3 separate regions of the Mus musculus genome follow, and regions 2 and 3 are each linked to region 1. Evidence: chromatin loops called from intact Hi-C (ENCODE). Cell type or tissue: heart. All regions are shown on one strand.

What was found. Peaks named below come from ENCODE experiments on the same cell type or tissue, not always from the same donor. Only the 100,000 strongest peaks of a DNase experiment are listed, where the experiment ranks them.
Region 2: a loop joins it to region 1, with 4 times the contacts of the local background. A loop is called at or near these places in 12 of 42 quality-filtered maps.
Region 3: a loop joins it to region 1, with 3 times the contacts of the local background. A loop is called at or near these places in 6 of 42 quality-filtered maps.

Annotation. Positions count from the first base shown.
Region 1 is chr6:55,516,832-55,524,831 of GRCm38, forward strand. No RefSeq gene overlaps it. Among named protein-coding and RNA genes, the nearest start is that of Gm34441, 16 kb to the right of the region's middle. In heart, CTCF peaks have their summits at 3,118 (motif pointing right) and 3,639 (motif pointing right); a DNase peak (open chromatin) is centred at 3,140; H3K4me3 peaks cover 674 bases; H3K27ac peaks cover 290 bases.
Region 2 is chr6:56,046,226-56,054,225 of GRCm38, forward strand. No RefSeq gene overlaps it. Among named protein-coding and RNA genes, the nearest start is that of Ppp1r17, 33 kb to the left of the region's middle. In heart, a CTCF peak has its summit at 3,119 (motif pointing left); no DNase peak of the experiment used is centred here.
Region 3 is chr6:55,673,785-55,681,784 of GRCm38, forward strand. Neurod6 (neurogenic differentiation 6) reads right to left here and starts at 7,479. Exons shown (of 2, transcript NM_009717.2): 1 at 7,180-7,479; 2 at 4,034-5,887. The coding sequence starts at 5,866. The coding sequence ends at 4,853. In heart, a CTCF peak has its summit at 3,252; DNase peaks (open chromatin) are centred at 2,557 and 3,057; H3K4me3 peaks cover 928 bases; H3K27ac peaks cover 510 bases; H3K27me3 peaks cover 4,142 bases.

The DNA.
Region 1 (8,000 bases):
GGAGTTTTATTCAGACATAAAGAAAAATGAAATTAAGAAATTTATAGGTAAATAGGTAAAACTAGGAAACATAGAGTTAACCCAGACCTGGAAAGAGAAAAGATGCAAAGTCCTACTCATATGTGAATCCTACCTTTGAATCTTTAGATCTGTGTGTTTAACCCGGCACGCCTGCAGAAGCCACAAAACCAGAAAGAGGACATTGGTGGGCAGCAAAGGGGATCTTTTTTTTTTTTTCCATTTTTTATTAGGTATTTAGCTCATTTACATTTCCAATGCTATACCAAAAGTCCCCCATATCCACCCACCCCCACTCCCCTGCCCACCCACTCCCCCTTTTTGGCCCTGGTATTCCCCTGTACTGGGGCATATAAAGTTTGCAAGTCCAATGGGCCTCTCTTTCCAGTGATGGCCGACTAGGCCATCTTTTGATATATATGCAGCTAGAGTCAAGAGCTCCGGGGTACTGGTTAGCTCATAATGTTGTTCCACCTATAGGGTTGCAGATCCCTTTAGCTCCTTGGCTACTTTCTCTAGCTCCTCCATTGGGAGCCCTATGATCCATCCATTAGCTGACTGTGAGCATCCACTTCTGTGTTTGCTGGGCCCCGGCATAGTCTCACAAGAGACAGCTACATCTGCGTCCTTTCAATAAAATCTTGCTAGTGTATGCAATGGTGTCAGCGTTTGGATGCTGATTATGGGGTGGATCCCTGGCTATGGCAGTCTCTACATGGTCCATCCTTTCATCTCAGCTCCAAACTCCGTCTCTGTAACTCCTTCCATGGGTGTTTTGTTCCCAAATCTAAGGAGGGGCATAGTGTCCACACTTGGAAAACAGTAGAAGACACGTAGTGTGAAGGGGGGGGGGCAGTGTGGAGAAAGGCCTAGGTGGGAAGAGAGGTAAAAGGGCATGGCATTCATCTATTCATGCCTAATCCATTCTTCATCAGATGTGATTTACAAATATTCTTCCCAGCCTGTCTTCATTTCTCTAACAGTATGTTTAGAATCAAAGTTTTATATTTTTACAAAGCTGAGTGTCTTAAATTTCCAGGTTGTTTTTCCTAATTTTGTTTTCAGGGGGTATTTTTTTGTACAGTAAGAAGTAGGAAGTTTTTGAAGAATTTTAAGCAACATTTTGAAAGAAAATTAAAATAAAAATTGGTTCAATTGTAGACAATAAAATGATTGGAGTAGAAGGAAATTTTGAGAAAGAAAAGTTAGCTGTTGAAGTGAATTGAATGTGAAATGGGGGCTTAGGGAGCTCTGAAAAACCACTGTTTAATGCATTAAAATGTCACCTCTCTGCTCAGTTGTAGAATGCCATAGTAGAGAGCTCTATACATCCAAGGCAAGAAGACTCCAAATGGAGTTGTGGAGACCTCTGACTCAAGGGTGTCTTCTTTGCTCAATTCCATGTAGCTCCCTTTCAAATGGATTTCTTCTTGTGAATTTTAGTTTCTGAGTCAGGAAATACATTTTTCTACAATGTATTCTTCCAGTAATGATTATACCAGCTCAATATCCTTAAGGCAGAAATTCCAAGTCATAAACGCTTCCCACCCAAATCTGAAAAAAAAATTAAATGCCACACTCATGCCAAATTGTTAAATTGCATAAAATTGTCGTCCCCCAAGTAAGTTTGAAGGGTGTTACTGAGATAGACCAGTGGGGGAGGTGCCTGCCGTCAAGTCTGAGGATCTGAGTTCAATTCCCAGGACCCACATGGTAGACGGAGAGAACCGGCTCCAGCAAGTTGTCTCCTCATGTCAGCATTCCCTTCATAAAATAAGTAAACAAACAAACAAACAAACAAAAACATAAGAATCAAGAAAAGGAGTGAAGATTTGCCTTCAGGTTTTATATCCGAGGTGCATAAGAAATGACACACATCTTCTGTGGTTAGAATTGGGTCTTATGTCTTAGATATCTTGTTATGCGTATGTAAGAACTCTAAACCCTGAAATATTAGTTAAGATCCGTGCTATTCAACATGTATCCATTAACGCTTGCTTTATCACAAACCACTTCAAAACCCAGGGTCCTAAAATCACTATCGTTTACTTAGCTCAGGAATCTCAGCATTGACTTCTGGGATGTGGATCAGCAGGGACGGACCTCTTCTGGATTTTGCTGGATCCTCTTGCGTAGCTTGATGATTTTGGCTGAGCATGTCATATCTCTGCTTCACCAGGGTAGCCCAGGCCATTTCCTCAGAAGCTGATGGGAATCTAAGAGGTTAGAAATCTTTAAGCCAAACCTGCTGGAGGCCCAGGCTCAATCAGAAACTAACAAAATCATGTCAAAATTAATAAAACTATGTCAAAAGGCAGCAATGTGGAGGGAGGGATGATGCCCAGTCTCTTTGGCAACAAATGTATCTGAGGCATGGGCAATTTTGTGACATTCCTTGGAAAGAAAAGTATCCCAGAGACCCTTCTTTTCAAATTTGTAGTGATATAATTACATGAGAGTCTAACTTTTATTAAATTTGTCCTTACATGATTAGGGTCTTTAAAAAATGAGGCTGATTTAGGATCTGACGTGTAACTTCCAATTTCTGTTCTTCACATAAAACTGAGCAGCAGCGATATTTTCATAGGCTTCGCGTTGCCACAAGTGTTAAGTAACGATTGACCCTCCCTGGAGTTCTCTATTGGGGTACTTGCTGGAAGCTGCTCCAGTAATTTTCAGCAGTGCTTTATCTATGAGATGATCTCCCTCTTAGCTGTGCGGGGCTTTCAGATGCATTAATATAGCTTAATATCTCTTCCTGTTGTGTATCTAATTAAAAGCTTGTTGGATTTTCAAAGAAGAATTCATACACCCAAGCACTGGTAATAAAGTCTGTTAATAACCAGGACGAAAACATCACCATGGGACAACAGCAACTAGACACAAGGGATCAGGCAAAGACAGCCAGCCTCCTGAGCAGGCCACTGCTGCCGAGGTGAGCAGAGGATCGGTGTAGGGGTGTGAGTCCTGTTCCGCTCTGGACCCAAGGGTCCAGGTTCTGGAAAAAGGAGCTCATAAAGCTGCCCATTTGCCTTCCAGCTTCCAAATCCTTCATTCTTTCAGGGCTGCCCTTGGCCTCACAGGTCTTCACAGCGGGTAATGCTGCACTAGTAAGAATTGGCCACCAGATGGCACCAACTCTGCGCTAAAGCGCTCTCGGACTCGCACAGATCCTATGGAAAGAGCTATTCAGGAAGATGGCCTCTCCCGGAATTCCCAGCAGCTTGCTTTTCTCTTCCTCTTTTCACCCCATTAAAAATTAGATTCCTTCCAGAAGCATTTTCGCATGATTTTGGAGTTAGAGGAAATAAGTGTGTGTGTGTGTGTGTGTGTGTGTGTGTGTGTGTGAGAGAGAGAGAGAGAGAGAGGGGGAGAGAGAGAGAGAGAGAGAGAGAGAGAGAGAGAGAGAGAGAGAGAGAGAGAGAGAGAGAGAGAGAGAGAGAGAGAGAGAGAGAGAGAGAGAGAGAGAGAGAGAGAGAGAGAGAGAGAGAGAGAGAGTTGTTGTTAGGCTATCACAGTAGGGATAGAAGAGAAGGAGTTTGTGGGATCACAAGGACTTTAAGGGCAATCCTTCACTCTTACAACGCTAGGGGGCAGCCTCTCCTGGACATTCATAGCAGGTTGCTCTCCTTATATCTCTCTTCAAGTCAAACACTGAATGTCTTTCTCCTCTCCAACCCCAAATTATGTATTTTATTTATTCTTTTCTTCTTCAACATAGGGTAGTGACATCTCATCTATAACATCTGTTACCCACATCGCTTTCACACTCCAAACTCCCCCCGCCCCCCCCCCCCCCGTCTCTGCACAGCTCTCACCCCCAAGCATACCTGTTGCCATTGACAACATCTCCCTCTGCTCTGCCCCTCAGCCTTCCTCTCCTCTCCGCGGTTGCTGAATGGCACTGCCTTTGTTTGACCATAGTTTGATTACACAGGCCTTGATATTGACACCAGGGATCCAGCCGTGACAACTGCAGCTGAACCCTTACAGATGGCTCAAAGTTGGTGAAAGAAACGGAAACTGTGGTGTTCAAATGGTGACTTTGTCCCATGGGATATTTAGCAACGTGTATAGACATTTAAGAAGGGACTTTCCTCCTGGTACCTACTGAAGAGAGGGCAAGACTCCTGCTACTTGTCTTAGGATGCACAACTTGCAACAACAGATTGTCCAGCTCTCAAATGCCACGGGTGCCGAGGCTTACTGGGGGCTGGTAATCACTGCAGGGAGAATGACAGGAGACTCTGGCATATGGAGTCTACTCAAGACTTTCTGGGCCGACGTGCAATACAGAAAGCTGTTGGGCCACTCTCTTAGAACAATAGACATTATTCTAAGGGTCATTGAGTGCCACCGGTGGGAGATTTGGAGCCTTATAACCAGGGAATGAGATGGCTCCGTTTAGTCTCTGGCTTGAATCAGTTCTTGACTGGACCCTATGGAGAATATACTGGTATGTGATGATACTTCTAAAATAAACCGGAATTAACCATATTTATTTATTTATTTTATTAAACGAATAGGTTGGATACACATCTTAAGATATTCTGAAATGTTATCATTCTTTTCTTCATGGTCAGTACTGTGGTTTGGGTAGCGACCCCCAAAGGCATCCATATATCAAGAGCTGTTGCTCAGCCTGCCATGCTAGGCATGGGTAGAATCACTAGGAACTGGGATTTGGTGGAAGAACTTTGCTTCCCAGGATGGGGTGGAGGATGCCCTTGATCTCTGGTTTCCTGGTTACCACGTGGTGAGCAGGACTCCGGTCCTCACTTGATCTTCCCTTTCTAGTTCTCTCCAAATCCAGCCATTATATATATTCTATTCCCTTTCCTAGGGACATCTATCTGCACTCCTAACTCTGCAACTAATTTCTGTGGCTCTATGGATTGTAGCTTGGTTATCATTAACTTAACAGCTACTGAAATATTTATTTTTTTTCAAGACAGGGTTTCTCTGTAGCCCTGGCTGTCCTGGAACTCACTTTGTAGACCAGGCTGGCCTCGAACTCAGAAATCCGCCTGCCTCTGCCTCCCGAGTGCTGGGATTAAAGGCGTGCGCCACCAACAGTTGTGTTTTCACTTCGTTAGCCTGGCAGAAGTCATCCACTGGTTTCACATCTAATATTTCTTTACCCTGTCTTATAGCCTTCTAAGAAGTGGTCATCTTTGCTTAGATTTACTATTGATATCATATCTTTAGTAGTTTGGAAATGTTACTATATTTCATAATTTTCTATTCCAATTGATGCTTCTCTAAAGAAATAAAATGAAAATTTCCAGAAAATGGCCATCATAAACTTACAAATTACTTGTACTTTTAGATGTTTTTCTTGACACAATCATGACATCTGCACACAATCATTTGTCAAAATGGGAAATTATAGTCACAACAACACAGAGACCCGAGGATTGCTCTCATGGTCTGTCACTCCCAGCACGCGATGATTCTGTTTTCAAACTGAGCTTAGATTAGACCCTTGTAAGTTTCTTTGACTCTTACACAGTTGTCTACATTTCTCTAACTAGATTGAAAACACATTTAAACAAATTGTTTATGTCTTATTCAACACTTTTGCCATGAAAGTTCTAGTTTTTTCTTAAGATTTCTTTCTTGGGGTATATAATGTTTCTTTCATATGTGGCTTAGTATTGCTGAAATAAAATAAGAGGTGACCAGGTTTGTAGAATCTCTGAAAAGTCAAGAAAGACAGAGCCAAAGCTTCACCAGCTGAGCAGCCAACAAGCTCACAGAGCCACAGACTTTCTCACAGGGTAGGGAAAACAAAACAATTCTATTACTTTAAGCATTTTTCATAAAGTCTAGAAGCAGCTTGTAGGTGCACATACATGTGTGTGCACATGTGTGTGTGCTTGCATGTGTATGTGTGCCCATTCTTTTTGTTTCTTACATTGAAGTCCTTGATTCATTTGCAGTTGAGTTTTATGTAGCACAAAATGTGTAGCTATGCAGTGTTATTGACACCATTTGCGGAAGATACTATCTTTATGTATATTTTGGCCTCTTTGTCAAAAATCAAGTATTTGTAGGACACATGGACACATATGTGGGCACTCAGTTCTGTTGTGTTGATCAGTGTGATAAATTATGTCAGTAGCATGTTGTTTTTAATCACTATTACTGCGATGTGTAGTATAATTTACAGTCATAAATGGTGATACCCCTAGCAGTTCTTTTTTTTGTTCAGGATCAGTTTGACTATCTTGAATTTATTTGTGGTTCCATGTAAAATTCAAAATTAGTTTTTCAATCTCGGGAAGGAACTATGTTGAAATGTTGATGGGAATTGTGTTAAATCTGTAATTGCTTTCTGTGGGATGGTCATTTTCACAATATTAATCCCACCAATTCATGAGCAGGGGAGGGTTTTCTATCTTCTGGTATTTTCTTCATGTTCTTTCTTTTTATTGGTTATTTTATTTATTTACATTTTAAATGTTATCCCCTTCCAGCTTCCCCTCCACAAGCCCCTTATCCCCTCCTCCCTCCCCCTGCCTCAGGGAGAGTCCTCCCCCACTCGCCTACCCACTTCTGCCTCAGAGTGGCCCAGCGTTTCCCTGTTCTGGGTCATCAAGCCTCCACAGGACCAAGGGACTTCCCTCACAGTGATGCCAGATAAGGCAATCCTATGCTACATATCTAGCTGGAGCCATGGGTACCACCTGTGTACTCTTTGGTTGGTGGTTTAGTTCTTGGGAGCTTTGGAGGGTCTGGTTGGTTGATATTGCTGTTCTTCCTATGAGGTTGCAAACCCCTTCAGCTCCTACAGTCCTTGCCCTAACTCCTCCATTGAGGTCCTCACACTCAGTCCAATGTTTGGCTCTGTACAACTGAATCTGTATTGGTTTGGCTCTGGCAGAGACTCTCAGGAAACAGCTATACTCCTGTCAGTAAGCACTTCTTGGCATCAGCAATAGTGCCTGGGGGTGGTATCAACACATGGGATGGATCCCTAAGTAGGGTAGTCTCTGGATGGCCTTTTCTTCAGTTTCTGCTCCACTCTTTGTCCTTGCATTTTCTTTTGACAGGAGGAATTTTGGATTAATATTTTTGAGGTGGGTGGGTGACCCCATCCCTCAAATGGGCGCCATGCCTATCCACTGGGTATGGTCTCTCCAGGTTCTATCCCTCCCTTGTTGAGTATTTCAGCTAAAGTCCTCCCTGTTGGGTCCTGGGAACCTCTTGGATCCCTGGCATCTAGAACTCTTTAGTGGCTACCCTCTGTTCCCCCTCCCCCACTGCTACACACCTACTTTCAAATTCCTGATCCTCTGTACTTCTCGCCCATCTCCTCTCATATCTGAACTGGATCCCCCTTTCCCCCTCCCCCCTCTCTCCTTCCCAGATCCCTCTCTCCCTCTCCTTCCCAGAGATCATTCTCTTCCCCCTACTGAGTAGTACTGTAGCATCCACACTTTGGTGTGCTTTTCTTTCTTCCTGGGTTTCATATGGTCTGTGAGTTGTATTGTGGGTATTCAGAGATTCTTTTTGGTTAATAGCCACTTATCAGTGAGTACATACTTTGGGTGTTCTTTCATGACTGGGTTACCTCATTCAGGATGATATTTTTCAAGTTCCACCTATTTGCCTCCGAATCTCATGAATTCATTATTTATAGCTGAGTAGTACTCCATTGTGTAAATGTACCACATTTTCTGTTTCCATTCCTCTGTAGAAGAACATCTGGGCTCTTTCCAGCTCCTGGCTATTACAAATAAAGCTGCTATGAACATAGTGTAGCATGTATCCTTGTTATATGTTGGATCATCTTTTGGGTATATGCCCAGGAGTGGTATAGTTGGGTCCTCAGGTAGCACTATGTCCAATTTTCTGAGGAGCCTCCAGATTGATTTCCATAGTGGTTGTACAAGCTTGCAATATCACCAGCAATGGAGGAGTGTTCCTTTTTCTCTGCATCCTCACCAGCATCTGCTGTCATCTGAGGTTTTGATCTT
Region 2 (8,000 bases), 530 kb after region 1:
TGCTAACCAGGATAATGGACAGAGGCGACTTGAGAGGCAACCATAGAACAGCCCACTTCTGGAGCAGAGCAGGAGTTTTGCAAGTGATTGTGGACTTGTGGAGTTTCTTCATTTAAGGGAGATGATCTATAACAAAGGGTGAGGCAGGAAAATGTATTGGTCTACTCATTTCCTTGTTGGAATCAGGTTTCCCTTTAAATAAAATCATTAAAAGTTGTGACTGAGGCAAAAACATAGGTTAAAATGTAAAGATTAATTTGATTTTGTTGTGCAGGTCATGCAGTGGTTAAAAAACATGCCCTTACCAAGAGCATTATTCACTGGCTGGTGTTTTCAGGAAGAAAGTATAATTTCTGTGTACAGTTTTCATTTAGGGCAGTTTCTAGCTGGCTATGTCAAAAGTATTGATTCAGCAAGAGACTTAAAATAAGCCGTGGTAGGTGAAGGGCTGCTTCCCTTCCTATATTCCATTTATCTTTCAAGCTTGCCTCAGTAGCAAGGAGCTATGGGGCACCACACATATTTTATAATTCTAAAAGATGGAAACACTGCAGTGGTTTCTAGGACATACTCATTAGAATCCATCTAAATGCCTTGTTCTAGAAGTTTCCCATTTTTAAAAAGCATAGAATTCCTTCTAATGACCCAAATCTCAAGGAGTAAGGCCTTGTGGAAATATAGCTCATTAAAAAATAATTGTAGTAAGAGAAAAGAAGAAGAAGAAGAAGAAGAAGAAGAAGAAGAAGAAGAAGAAGAAGAAGAAGAAGAAGAAGAAGAAGAAGAAGAAGAAGAGGAAGAAGAAGGGGAAGGGGAAGGGGAAGGGGAAGGGGAAGGGGAAGGAGGAGGAGGAGGAGGAGGAGGAGGAGGAGGAGGAGGAGGAGGAGAAGGAGAAGGAGAAGGAGAAGGAGAAGGAGAAGGAGAAGGAGAAGGAGAAGGAGAAGGAGAAGGAGAAGGAGAAGGAGAAGAAAAACTTATTTGCTCTTTCCATATGTGCATACATACCACACACAAAGTTCTTTCAGACAGTTGATAAGTGTTTAAGTCAAGACATACAAACCTTAGGTTGTTTTGAACAAACTACCTTCAAAACATAATGTGAGTTCCTTTGCTCTCAAAGATACACTGTAAATACAGAATCGTCTACCTCAGACAAGTCAGCAATTCATTGTCCTAAGAGCCCTGTGGTGACATGCAATTCCTTCACACCTGTCCTAGTTAGAGTTATCATTGATGCAAGGAAACATGATGACCCAAAGCAAGTCTGGGAGGAAAGGGTTTATTTAGCTTACACTTCCACATCACAGCACATCATTGAAATAAGTTAGGACAGGAACTCAACCAGAGCAGGAACCTGAACTTGGAGGCAAAATCTGATGCAGAGGCCATAGAAGGGTGCTGCTTGCTATTTTGCTCTCCTTGCGTTGCCCAGCCTACTTTCACCAGTCCAGGAGTGGCATCACCCACAATGGTCTTAGACTCTCCCACATTAATCACTAATTAAGAGAATGTCTAGGCTTTCCTATAGCCCAATCTTATAAGGCATTTTCTCAGTTAGGGTTCCAATATTTCAAACGACTCTAGCTTTAGTCAGCTTGACATTAAACTAGCCAGCACAACACCTAACATTGGAGAGCACCTCACTGTGATATGTAGGGCAATGTATGAAAGTCTCCCAAGTCCTATATTTGCCACAGGGTATACGCTGGAGTCAGGAGGTCAGAGACCATCTATCATTTGCAAACTGGATGCTCAGTATAATTGGGAACTTTCAACCAGTTTCCTTTACCTGCCAAAGAGAATAATGACTGTTGCCATATATTCAGAGTGTTGGTGGGAAGAGAGGCTATGCTCACAACGTAGAATGCTTGCCTCTGAGTACAGGTGTTCAGTTTTTCTCTTCTTTCCTAGATCCATGCTTCAGGGAAGGTAATTTGTTTTATTTTATTCTGTATCTTTGATGAGTCATAATGGCCAGAGAAATGACATTGCACATACAGTCATCAAAGATAAATATCGACAACGAAGACAAGCAAACTCTTTTTCTTCCAGGTCTTATGCAGAGTGGTGTTTATCAACCACTGTGAGTGGGTGGGTACCTTCTGGGTTAACCCTTCCATTAATGCATTCACCAAGTAGTCTTGTCTTTACTTATGACTGAAACCTTTTTTTTAAAGATGTATTTTATTTATTTATTTATTTATTTATTTATTTATTTATTTATTTATAAGTACCTAAGTACACTGTAGCTGTCTTCAGATGCACCAGAAGAGGACGTCAGATTTCATTACGGATGGTTGTGAGCCACCATGTGGTTGCTGGGATTTGAACTCAGGACCTTCAGAAGAGCAGTCGGTGCTCTTAACCACTGAGCCATCTCTCCAGCCCATGACTGAAATCTTATGATACAAGTTCATCATGCCTACCTGTGCCCATGTCCACCATTTTAACCATTTGAACATGTATTCCATGATTTTGAGCTAAGCATGCCCATAATGTATCTGCCATTGTTCTTTTTAATTAGAATCTTAAACTGAGCATGCTCAGGATGCCACTCCTTCACTGAGCATGCTCAGGACTCTATTCCTTCACTGCGCATGCTCACGGTGCTTAATCCTAAAGTGATTTATATAAACATGTGTATCTCCCTGGGCAGAGCTCCCATTCCTGCTTTGCAGAAGTTCTGTCCCCGCTCCTCTTACCCACTACAGTAAAAAGCCTCCTCCATCTTTTGTCTCTGTTGTGCAAAAGCTATTTTGATTCTACCATTCCCTTGCACTGTTTCTAGGCTTGTCTTCGGGGTTTCTTTGTCAATATGATAGCAAACAACAAAGATCCATGGATGAAGAACTGGTTGTGGATTTGATTTTTCAGTTCTTTTTAAAAATCTTTGAGATAGAACCCTGCCTGTCAGAAAAAGACACATTATTCGTTATCACTGTGGATTCTACAAATCACCTTATTTCACTCCTACTGGGTCATCACATACATTCCTAGGACAGTGCCTGGAGAATGAAAGGGTTAAAGACTCATTTGCACACTTCTATGGAACACCCCAAGCCAGACCTTTGTCAAAAACATAGCTTTTCTTCCGACACAGCAGTGCCACCTGCTGGATATATTATCACATTACACTTCTAACCTCTTGATAGTGCGTTCGATTAATCTTTGATAAACTGATCTGTAATTTGTAATTTCAGAGTACTGCAATCATCAGGCAATGTTGAGGTTTATTTTGCTTTTTATAATTGCCAGAGTGTGGGGGTGGGGGTTAAGAGAGATATCTTGGGTGAGACTCTGAATTATAAGAGTTGCTTTGGGGAAGAAGCTTTGTAATATAAAACTGGAGTGTGGTCAAATGTGATAGCCTTGTGAATTGTCACAAAGGTTAGGGACAGACCAATCGGAGCTTTAGGCATTTTAAAAACTGGCCACTTAGTGCAGTCAATGTTCTATCACAAACTCAATGATCATTAGGACAACTCTCCCAATTTTAACCATAGCTGTGGGGAAAATAAATGAAACTAGCACCATTAACCTAGTTTAATGTCTTTTTGCTCATATTTAATAGAATTGTTCCATTTGAAAACTAGAATCCGGAATTTAGCTTTTCAGTAGTTTGAGCTGACCTCTCAAACTAATAGAATTTCCAGACTCCACATGGGAAGCCTCAGCTCACTCCCGAGCCACTGGGAAAAAATGAGCCTGAACCGAAATTAAAGCTATTTCTTTGAAACAACTGTTCAGAGTATTATGATTTCAATCATCACTTAACAGGACATACTGAATGGAAGATTTCAGCCTTGCTGAAGGATGTCACCTGAGAAAATGAGGCCATAGAAAGCCTGATAATCTCGGAAAATGAGCAGTAGAAACTTGCCTTCTCCCTTATTGGGCTGTACTCTGCCTCCTTGTGTCTCTGTAGCACTTCCTGACCTCTGTCATCACCCTTACTGGGTGCCTGGAGTGACTATCAGTATCAGAGGGTTTCTGGTCACACCTCCTCCCAGCCATTCAGCCAAGAAAGACACCAGGAAACCAGAAAGAGGAGTGTGAGGATGATGGAAGGAGACAGGCTGGATATGCAGGTCCACCCCCCCCCCCCAAAAGCAAGCACTGGTTGAAAGCACCTGAGGCCACGGGTGGTGTTTCTGGGGAACTCATTTCTACAGCATAAATTACTGAAAAGAGACCACAGAAAGCGATGGTGCATCCCTGTAATTATAGAACTAAGTAGGCAAGAGAAGGATCAGGTGTTTGAGGGAATGCTAGGAAATTTACTAAAACAACGACAACAACAATAACAACAACGATAATAGATGTCACAGCAAGGGAGAGGCAGCAATACCTCCAGTTGCTTATGATAGAGTCAAGATGGCAAGGAAGAACAAAAGCTTCAATTTTGAAAGATCCCAGGTGCCAGTTTGCATCCATGATTCTTGCTGACCAGTGAAAGACATCTTACTTCTGGAAGTGGTAGGGACATCGTGGATGAATGTCCAAGTCCTGATATATATTCAATTGTTTTTCCATTCTCAGGTCTCCCCTTCGGAAATCCCCTATCCCCTCCCCTCCCTCCTGCCTCTGTGAGGGTGCTGCCCCATGCACCCACCTACTCCTGTCTTAATGCCCTGGCATTTCCCTACACTGGGACATCAAATACCCTCAGACCCAAGGGCCACTCCTCCCACTGAAGTCCAACAAGGCCATCTTCTGCCACATATGTGGCCAGAGCCGTGGGTCCTTCCATGTGTACTCTTGGTTTGGTGGTCCAGTCCCTGGGAGCTCCAGGGGATCTGGCCGGTTGACACTGTTGCTCCCCCATGGGACTGCAAACCCCTCAGTTCCTTCAATCCCTTCTCGAGCTCCTCATTCAGGGACTCCACACTCGGTCCAATGGTTGACTGTGAGCCTCTGCCTTTTCTGTATTTGTCAGGCTGTGACAGAGCCTCTTAGGAGATAGCCATATCAGCCTCCTATCAGCAAGCACTTCCCAGCATCCATAATAGAGTTTCAGGCTTGGTAGCCCATTCCAGTAATGGTGTGCTAGAGAGCTCAGGATAGTAGTTTTAGTCTTTCCAGAGGAACCCGAGAACACATTCACAGTATTCACAGAGCAGGATCCCAAACCATCCTACACTGTCTGCCTTGTTGTACTGAGCACTGTTTGGCTTTTGACTGGCAGTGACTGCATTTCTCTGCCTAGATCTTAAGATTCTCACTCGCTCATCCCATTCAGGACCATAGCCTCAGGGCTACCCAAATATGCTGGGCTCCTGTCCTATTCCAAAGTTAATCCTGGTTCACCAGTTAGCCCCAATCAAGCCTAGGACACAGGATAGGCACAGGCAATAAGAACAGCGGGGATATGCAACAGTTGAAGCTCATGGGTATGAGTGGGGTGAGTGAGAGATGGTCATGAACACGAGTGCGAACATGTGGAACATATTCTCAACTTTCTTAATGCTGCAACCCTTTAGTACAGTTCCTCGGGTTGTAGTGTCCCCAACCCCAGAATTATATTTGCTGCTACTCCATAACTGTAATTTTGCTACTGTTACTAATCATAATGTAAATATGTAATGTATATGTAATGTGTTTCGTGATGATCTTAGGTGACCCCTGTGAAAGGGTCATTGTACCCTACAAAATGGGTTGCGACTCATAGATTGGGAACCATTGCTCTAAGTCATCTTAGCAAAAAGCAAACATAGCATGCTCCTGTCTCTTACAAACAACCCCTAAAATACAAAAATATTGTAACAGCCCTGGCAGAAATGAAGATGTTCTAAAGAAACGCTTGTGTCTCTCATTCAATGAGTCTGTTGAAGCAATGGACACTAAGAAATGGAGATGTCCTCCCTGGAATCTCATGATGGGAGAAAAAGGGGCTTCAGCCTTGTGAGACCACCTACAGGATGAAACTGAAGCCCAGACAGAGATGGTCAATAGCCAGCTCCCTGGTCACCCCACCCCATGGTTTCCTTGCCCGTCTGTTGCATATTTGCAGTTGTCACATCTGTCCTGACTACAGGTCCCTTTCTATACTCAGAATCATCCCTAAGGGTAAGGATTGCATGTCTCAAGTAATAAGACACTCCCTTGAATAGAAGTTCTTTAAAAACAGAAGAAAAAATTCCTGCCCATTTATGTGTTGAACCTGGATGAAATTTGAAAAATAAGACCAGAGTCATTCTCACAGCCAAAATTTTCACCAATAAACCTAGCGACCTGGGTCTCTGTAGAGCCTCTTGGGAGATGCTTATTATACCCAGATCAAATATCTCAAAGGTACCCAGCTGCAAGGACTGTATTCCAGTATTTCTGGATGTGGTCCCAGGAGAGACAACACAAATAACAATTCGAGTCCAGGCCAGAATATAAACGAGAAGTGTTGGAAGTTCGCAGTGGTGTTTCTAACGCTCCCCAGGCTATGCTCATGTTCACAAGGGACAGGTGGTAGCTTGATGCAATTAGGAGATGCTCTAACCCAAAAGTCTTCTTCAGGACTTTGTGATGTGTAAGAGAGGCACCTCCCTCAATTCAGAGGCTTTTCATTTTTTGTCTCTCCCTTGGGAACTTCAGTTCTTTAAGACTTCCTTCAGTACATATCCAAGAACTGGAAAAAGTTTGATGCTAAATGGGGGAGGGGCAGCTAATATTTTACAGTGACATCATTATCTGGCATCAATATAGTTTAGATAATGTTGATTTGGACAAAGGATGGTGACAAGTTATTTCTCAGTCAGTGTAATGAGCCAGCTCAAGCCATATTAAAGTAAATATAAATGCAAGTTTATTGGAAACTTTTATTCTGTGCAAGAGTTCACTGTTCCCAAGAAAAGTGCTCAGAGTTGTTGCCATGGGTAGGGAGACAGAGGGAAAGGGGGAGAGAAAGAAAGAGCATGCACAGAGAGAGGGAGAGAAAAGAGAGGAAGAAGGGGAAGAAGGGTTGCAGGAAAGCATCTCGTTGCCTTCCTCTTCCAGAGCTGCTGTTGTGTGGCAGCAGGCAGGGCTCTCCATATCTATGGCTCACCTGTACCATGCGACAGAGGGCAGGTCTGTGGGCATCTTTGCCTAGCAGAGCTGTGGGACAAGAGGTTAGCAGTATTCTGGATGTCTCCTGACTTTTAACCTCCAATGTCATCAGCACATCCCTTGGGACTGTGATGACTTCCTTGTCACAGCAGGTCCCAGTGTAAGGCAAGTCAGGATTTTATTATTAATTTTAGATATCTATTTGTTTTCTATCAAGAGAGAAAGAACAGTCATTGATTTGGATGGGATGGTTGGTCGGGGGCAGTTGAGAAGAGTTGGTGAAGGAAAACTATAGTCAGAATATATCTTATAAAGAAAAATATTTAAAAATACAAAGAGGAAGAGGAAGAAGAGGAGGGTGAGAAAGAAGAGGAGGAGGAAGAAGGAGGAGGAGGAAGGAGGAGGAGGAAGAAGGAAGAGGAGAAGGAAGAAAAAGGAGGAAGAGGAGGAAGAAGGAGGAGGAGAAGGAGGAAGGAGGAGGAAGAGGAGGAAGAGGAGGATGACAAGGAAGAAGAAGGAGGAGGAGGAAGAAGAGGAGGAGGAGGAGAAGGAGGAAGAGGAGGAGGAGGAGGAGGAGGAGAAGGAGGAAGAGGAGGAGGAGGAGGAGGAGGGGGAAAGCCTTGCTCACTGGCTAGCATGATGGCTCTGCAGGAAAAGGTGCAGTTCTCTCTACTGTTTGTTTTCAATCAGAGAAAGGTATCGTTTTAAATGTGTGTAACAAGCCTTTTGACCTTTTTTGCTATTATTGGGCATCTACATGAGCCTTCTCAAGGACCAACTTAGGTGCTAGGTCTTTGAGTGTTAAAGGTTCTAGTTTGATCCCATTTAGCTTCCTGTCTTGGAAGCATAAACTTTAAATTTAGCTTTTGAGGGTTTCAACAACAAAAATTAAATTATGTGGTTCAAAGGCCTCAGAATCAGCCATTATAGACACAAGAATAAACCCAATTTCTAGAGTTAACCCT
Region 3 (8,000 bases), 160 kb after region 1:
TTAATTAAGATGGAGGAGGACTTCTTGGTCTGGAGATGATTGGTCAAAAATACCAGGTCAGAAAAATAAAAAAAAAACGTTAACATACGGTGACTGATATAACAGGAGGCAAGTATCCTTGAGGACTGTGCCTACAATGGTGGGTGCTGGTGCTATCTTAGTGTCAGAACTAAATGGGGTTAAGGGACACTCAGCTGGTGCCTACGGCAGAATTGCCTGCTTGCATTGCATGTTCGTGAGGAGAGATCCTTCTGTGCTGACAGTGATGTGAAGGTAGATGAAAATCTAACCTTTGCTCTGCTCTGTGCCTGGGGAAAAGGGATGCAAAGTTTCTGCTCCCCAGTTTCTAGTAATGCGGACGTCATATGGCTAACAATAACGAGTCTCTGAAAATGCTTTATTAGCTCTAAACCATGGTGAATGCACAGTTGTTTTCAGTTTTAATAGGGAAGATGAAGACCGAACAAAAAAATTAAGATGAATTTATTTTGCCAGGTGGAAAAGGGGAACCATGAGAGGCATTATTACAAGGGTTTGGTGTGTTGGGGTATTTTAAGAAAGTTAATTTGGCACCGAGTAAAGGATTAGGAAAAACAAATGGAGCTGGGTAACTAAAATGGAGGCCAGTACATTGGTCCAGGGGAGATGAGCCTAGGTCCTGAGATCAATGGGATGACCAGAAACATAACAAAAAAAAATGAGGAAAATGTGCAGTATTATTTCTTTCAGATATAGATCACTGTTCCTAGAAAGAATTTGAACTTTGCTATGAATTTGGGTTTTTCTGTGGGGGAGAGAGGATACCTATGCATGGGAAAAGTGTAGGACACAGTGAAGCCAACTCAGAATGGATCTGTGAAGAAACATGCTGTAATACTGTATAGTGCACTAGGCTGTACTTTTGAACCTTCCCCAACACAGCCTCCTTTGGAAGACAAGTGTCCTAGACTTAGAGGCTAATGGTTAAAGCAAAACTAACCAATCAACTAACCAACCAAAAAACTAACCAACCAACTAACCAACAAACTAACCAACCAACCAACTAAAACCTCTTCGTTGGAGCTTGAATACTATGTGCTCTGCAAGCTGTCTTATAGTTCAGAGGAAGGCAATGAAAGAGACAGAGAAAGCAGCTTTGTGGGAAGGTAGCAATGCCCAGAAGGTGCTCAGTTACAGAGAGGTTGGTCTTCACCAATCAGCCTCGTGCAAGATGAATGGCAGATGATATGTTTTCCTTTCACACCTTGGAAACACTTAAGGGGCCCAGGGTCCTGGATTTAAAGATGGTACTTACCTAGACTCCACAAGCTGGGAGGTCCTGGGATCTCATTTGCTAACAGAAATATATGTGTTCCAAGAGGGTAGAAACAGAAAGATGATTAGCAGGTAGGGGTGGGTGGCTATAAGGTCCCAGCAAGGGAAGCAAGTAACTGTGTTGACAGCAGCCAAAAAGGCATGTCTAGGTGTCTTTCCAATCTCATTTTTCCCCCTCATTTTACTGACAGGAACTGATTTTACTCCTGGTAGAAGTATATTCCGCAAAAAGAATAAGCTTCCCCTAGCTTATGTTAAATCTAGTTGACAGCTAGATCTAAGTAGACACTTGTTATTTGCACGGGACTTTCATAAATATTTCCAAGTGGGTGTGTGTGATCATTTGAATGTGTATCCTTTAGCCATTTTCTTTCCTTCCTAATTGGAATGAGGAATCACTAGTTAAATCCAAGCCCAAAGAGGAGAAGCTCAATCCATATGGAAGACTGCAGCTATGGTGTTTTCTGTTGAGTGGTGGAGAGACACAGTACCACAGGCAAAGATGATGAAGGATGCCATTCAAACATAGCTGAAGCCATGCTTCCTGGCTCCTGGACCCTTTATACCCTGCTGCCTCTTCCTTTCACCTTTCAAAGTAGTTTTTCAGCATAGCATCTAGGATGCATTGTATAAACAACTCACAGGATTTCTTAGCACTGTGAATTGCTGAAGAAAATTGACTTAGGGTCAAGGGTGATATGTCATGGGAGCGGCTGGTTGGTTCTAGTGCCGGGTCCAGAAGAGGCATCTAAATGTTGACTAAGCATGGGATCCTGGCCGCATACACCCAACGTCCAACAGCATGACTGCATCTGCCAGAGACACAGGGAGCATGCACACACAAGACGGATGTGTCTAGATTCTAGATGTCTTCACGTCTCTGGGGTCGGCTTCTGTAATCCGCACTCTGAAATCTGGAGTTTCTCGTGAACTGAGCTCCGAGATAAACTTGCCCAGAGCACTGGATTCTTCCTCATTCTGCCAGCTGCTTCTCATCTTTGCTCTTCCACTTGCCAGAAGGGAGACGGAAGACCTATCTCCTGATGCAATCTCTGTTTCCAACAAGAATCTGTGACCTTGGAAAGAGTGCAGGTCTCAAATGCTTGTCTGAGCCAACATGACACTGAGCAGGTGCGGTGCTGTTTAGGCCAGGCCAGCGGGTACACTACAGCAAGGATAGGAGACCAGGAAACCACACCTACTCTATCAGAGAGGAAATGATATTGGAATGGCATGGGACAGGGAGGATATTCCTTTTCCAGATGCCTCCTCCCTCCACCTTCCCCTTTCCCCTCTCAGAATGAGCAGTGACCCGGTTCCTAAGTCTGAAGGGCCACAAAGAGTCCGGCACTGCTGGACCAAGTCCCAGGGAGAGCAGCTTTTGTGCACATATGGGAGGAAGTGGGCGAAAGTCTTCCTGTGCCCAGGCAGGCAGAGGGGACAGAAGGCTCTGTACCTTGGGCAAACTTCTCTCCACTTTGTCAGGGCACAGTCCCTTTTTTTTACCTCGGTTTCCTTCCCCTGCCTCATGGGAGCAAAGTGAACAGGTGCTCACACATGGGCTTGGAGGGCAGTTCATCACCAGGGAGTCCCGAGCCAGCAGCTGCTCAGCCCCTTCCCTGCTTTCAGGCAGCAGCTTTGCTCACTGAAGGCCCCTGGGTTCCAGCAGGGGGTGGCAGGGACTGGGTTAAGTAGGAGGCCTTCTGGAGACTGGGGCAAGGACCTCAAGTCTGCACTCCCTGAGTCCCACCAGCTGCCGGGCAGGAGAACAGGGTCAGCTCTGGGCAGCACCGGGGCGGGCTGGAGCTGCGTCAGACCATCAAACGGAGATGCCACCCGCTTCCCAACTCAGCAGCTGAATAGGGTGTAGGGAGAGTCCCTCAGCCAGGGCTGCGGTGCCCGCTAGATGGGCGAGGCCCCAGACTGCAGGGCGCCCACTGCGGGCGGAATTCGGGCAGCGCAGCCGGAGTTCTGGAGACCACGGAGGCTGTGGGAGGTCACCTGCGTCCTGCAGCCCTGTCTGAGTGGCCAGGATGGGACTGCGCTGGCTCAGGCAGTGCCCGTGGAATCTTGCGCTGCAGTGCGCTTGGCCCGCTGTTCTCCACAGGCCGCGCGCAGATGCCCACTTCCCACACCCTAGGAAGCAGACCTGCCCAGACAGCCTCTCGAAGGAGGAGGAGGAGGAGGAGGAAGAGGAGGAGGAGGAAGAGGAGGAGGAGGAGGTCACACCACCTTGCTTTATATTCCAGGAGCGGCTCAGTCCTGTTTTAAGAATCTAGCTCTTCGGGCATATTAAACGAAGTTTTTCCTTGCCTTTTGTTAGGAAACTTTTAATCACACATAAATTAGAATTTAGGTTCTAATCGGCCAGGCGTTTAACAGGCCCAGGGAAAAAGCTTCCCTTTTAAACACCGACTCTGGGGGCTGCTGGAAAACTGCCACCGAATTTAGGCAGGAGTTGAAGGTTAGCTGGATTTACCATTGTTTCCCCAGGGTGTTTAACACTCACTGTCCCCTTTTCTTTCATTTAGGATACTTTCCAAAAGAAAATTCTGGAAAACACTTTGGCGATTTTGTTTTTTTTAAAGAAATTTGTTTGAACCTTTTCAATTTAATCCAAAAAGATTCCTGAAATAGGGAGGTGGGAGCATTGGAGACTGGAAGCAGCTGTGTGGCAGGAAATAAGTATCATGCAAAAATACCATGCTAATAAATATCCTTTGTAAGTGGAAATATCTATGTTTAATTGCTTTTAAACTGTAGGATGGAAAACACAATTATACACTGTAACAAACCTGTACAGAAAAATCCTGAACAATACAAAACAAGTGCTAATATTTTTTTTCTTCATGATTGAATTAATTGTCCCCAAATTATGACACTGATAACCTCCCCCAAATACCGTGTTTCCTCCTCTGAAAATGCTTGAAGAGGAATAGTTGTTACCAACTGAATACACTTATTTTTGTCCCTAATAAACAGAAAATTGCATAGCTTTTGATACCGTTGTGCATCCCCAAATGCACCTTTTAATTTCATGGTTAGCTCTTAATATTTTAAAAACTAAAATTTCAGAGATACATATATGAATCCTAGTAATTATAAACACATTTTACTCATCTGATTTTTATAACATGCATTTTCATCATAACTGTACAACTGAAATAGACATTGAAGTATGCTGTGTGCATGTCTTTATTCAGCAACATCTTAGACACCTTGTTCAAACAAATTAAGTGAATTTGAAAGAAACTAAAACAAGAAAGAAATATTCTGCCAGTAAGAGAGAGAGAGAGAGAGAGAGAGAGAGAGAGAGAGAGAGAATCACAGTGTGATACAGACAAGAGGGAAGGAAAGGAAGTTCTCATACGAAAAGGGATTTATTATGACATAGAAAATGGTCACAATCTTTGAGACACACTTCAGAAACTAGTAAACACCTTAGATAGAGTTGTGCCAATTACGCAGCCCACAAGCATCTGCTTTGCCTTAATTAGAGTGGGAGGTGAATGACCACTGTTTATTTTCATTTTCCTCATTAATTATGAAAAACTGCATTTAATTCATCTTGCATAGTGAGAGATTGGCTGCGCAGATGTAAGTCGTAAGGGAAGTGGCTGTCGGTGGGCAACCTGAACATGGCACCCTGCCCAAGGGGACCCCTGGGTGGCACTGCACAGTAATGCATGCCATAATTGTAATTTTTGCCATAGTCCAAGGTTTCTTCTTGCTTCAGGGAAAATATCCCATTATAGTTAATTGGGGGAGGACTTAAGGGACCTTCAAACTGAGGGCTGGCACACTCAGGGGAGGTACTTTCATAGAAGGATTCATATGCACTGCAGTAATTGTAGGGTTTCATGGACTTGGAATTATCAAGAGTCCCATGCCCTGGGGGAGTGGCCAGCTCAGGGCTGTGGTAGGGTGGGTAGAATGTGGAGTAGGGTGACCTTGTGTGGTGGGCAGCCTCCCCACCCTGACCCATCAGGAAACTTCTGGCGTTGAGCTGTAAGCAGCCTGCCACCAAGTTTGTAGTTGGCTGGGAAAGACCTTTGCATAAGTTTTGGACGAACGTGAGCAGATCCGGTCTCTTGCCAATCCTCAGAATTTCAGAAAGTGCCCAGATGTAATTTTTGGCCAGTCGTAAAGTTTCTATTTTGGACAGTTTTTGGGTTTTAGAGTAACAGGGGACCACTTTTCGCAAATTGTCCAGAGCATCATTGAGGCCGTGCATCCGGTTCCTCTCGCGCGCATTAGCTTCCTGTCTCCTGAACTTGACCCTTTCCAGTCGTAGTTTGGTGGTCTTTTTTTTCCTGAGCCCCCTCCTTCTGGACAAGCCATTCTCATCTTCTTCCTCTCTGTCTTCTTCCTCCTCTTCTTTCTCGGTTTCTTCTCCAGGGGCCCTTTTAATGCTCTTTCCTCGAAGGACAACTTGTTTTGGAAAGCTCTCTGGTTTCTTAATTTGTTTCTGGTCCTCACATTGTCTAGCAAACTTTCTGCACATCTGGGATTCGGGCATTACGACAGACTCGTCAAACGGTAGTGTTAACATGGTTCTTTAACCTTAATTTACCTGAAAAAAAATGCCAGCACAGTATGTAAAGTGTTTTCATTTTTAGCATTGATATACTTCAAAATATATTTGATGACTAAATCGTTAAGACTCCAAGAGCAGAATGAAAAAGACTGATTCCAGGACTCTTATATTAAATAAAAAATTTGAGTTTTCACAGACCAACAATCATAAAGACATTGATCTATGCAGAAGCCTTAATTTATACAGGCAAGTTATTATCAAAAGAAAATATAAAAGAAAATACTTATTAGAGACGATCGCATTTTCTATTTCTCTTGGATTTTAAACTGGATTTTTAATACACATGGAGTGGAGTTAAAGCAAATAAAAGCAGGACACAATAATGCAGACCTTCATTAATTCTAATTCCCCCGAGAACAAAATAGAAAAGAAACCAATGTTTAAAACGAAAAGTGTTCTCTCTCCCTTAAGCTAACAAACGGAGGGGGTTTTGTTAGAAAAAAATATTCCCCAACTTTATTTTCTGTTAACCTCAAACTGGGAATTTAGATAAGTGACTGTAGAACATGCAGATTTAAAGAAAAGATCAATCAGATCAAATTTAAAATTGATTTTTTTTCCTGATGAGTGAAGAACTATGCAAGAGAGTGCTGCCCTCCCAGCCTCGAGGAAAGGAAAGGGGAGTAGAGTCATTCGAAAATAAAACTATAAACAAATGGGAAAAAAACTCACAAACATTACTGGCATTTTTTTTTTAAATCAAAGCAAATGTTGCGACTGCTTTAACATCTAAGAATTCCCTCAATGTAATTGTCTGTTTACTGCTGTTCCGCTCCTAGTGTTTTTGTTCTAAGAGCCACGGAAGTCTCCCTCTAGCTAATATCGGACAGGGACGGTCCACGGATTCTGGCTGCAATTGTGCACGTGTGTTCAGAATCCCAAATGAAAGGGGAAAATAATTTGTGTTTAAAATGCATTTTTTTTTGTTTTTGTTGGGTAAAGCAGCAAATATTTTTCATCTAAAGTCTTCAACCAAATAGGCACATTAAAACAGAGACTTTTAATTTAACAATCTCCAGCCCCTCACTACACATACACACACACACACACACACACACACACACACACACACACACACAAAATATACACATATTTGCAATGTTACATAATAGTAATGAAAGTATGTGATAATTATATCATAAGAATGAAATATGATAAGAACTTATAGATGGCAAAGAACATAGAAATACTCTAAGACAGTGATACTGTATCTTTAAATACTTGCATGCAAAGCCAGCATCAATTGAGTAGATCTTTATTTATATTACCTTAGGTTTTAATTTCATTCAATAATCAGTTTTCATTTTGGATCTTCCAAATCTTTTCAGGCTGAGTGTCGCATCGTCTCCTGGAGCCTCTAGATCTGTGTGTATCTGCACTATCTCATTGATCTCTAAAAAGTGACATTGATGCCAACTGCCAGAGCTGGTACCCATGCCATCTGCTAGTGACGTCACAGGGCAGAGAGAGCCATGTGATCCTCTCTTGGGACCTTCATTCTGCACTGATCATCTGGCATCCCTGTAAGTGGGTACCAGCATTCATGCATCAACACAGGAGGTTAGACTGATAGGGAAAAAATCTGCACCAGCCTTTTACATACAGTAGGTGTGTTTCTCTTCTAGCTGCTCGGGTCTCACTGGCAATCTGTAGAAAGAGCTGTGTTAGTGATGTGTTTCGCCCTGCCAATGGTGCAACTGTTAGGCAGTCGTTAATATTCCATTCATTTGCAAGGTGGGCTTTTGTGTGAGTGAGAGAGGTTTTTGTTGTTTGTGGGGTTGTTGTTTTGCAAGGATCACCAGCTCCTCCTGGTGCATCTGGGTACCAGGGAAGGAGAGCCTTGTGTGGGAACTAGAAGCTGGGGTTGGATACTGAAGGAAACCAAGATTAAGGTCGACAAAGGGGTCAGCAAAGGGCTTCTTATTTCCCTGTTTTGCTTTACGGCATGTAACTTGTGGGTGTGTGCCTGTGTATTTTTCTACTCCCGACTTCTTTGCTTCTCAGGATTTCAGAATAAAAGATCAGTTTATCCATCTGGGGTCTGTGAAAGACATCTTCAAATGCTCCCTTACACTTGCTGCTGTCTTTT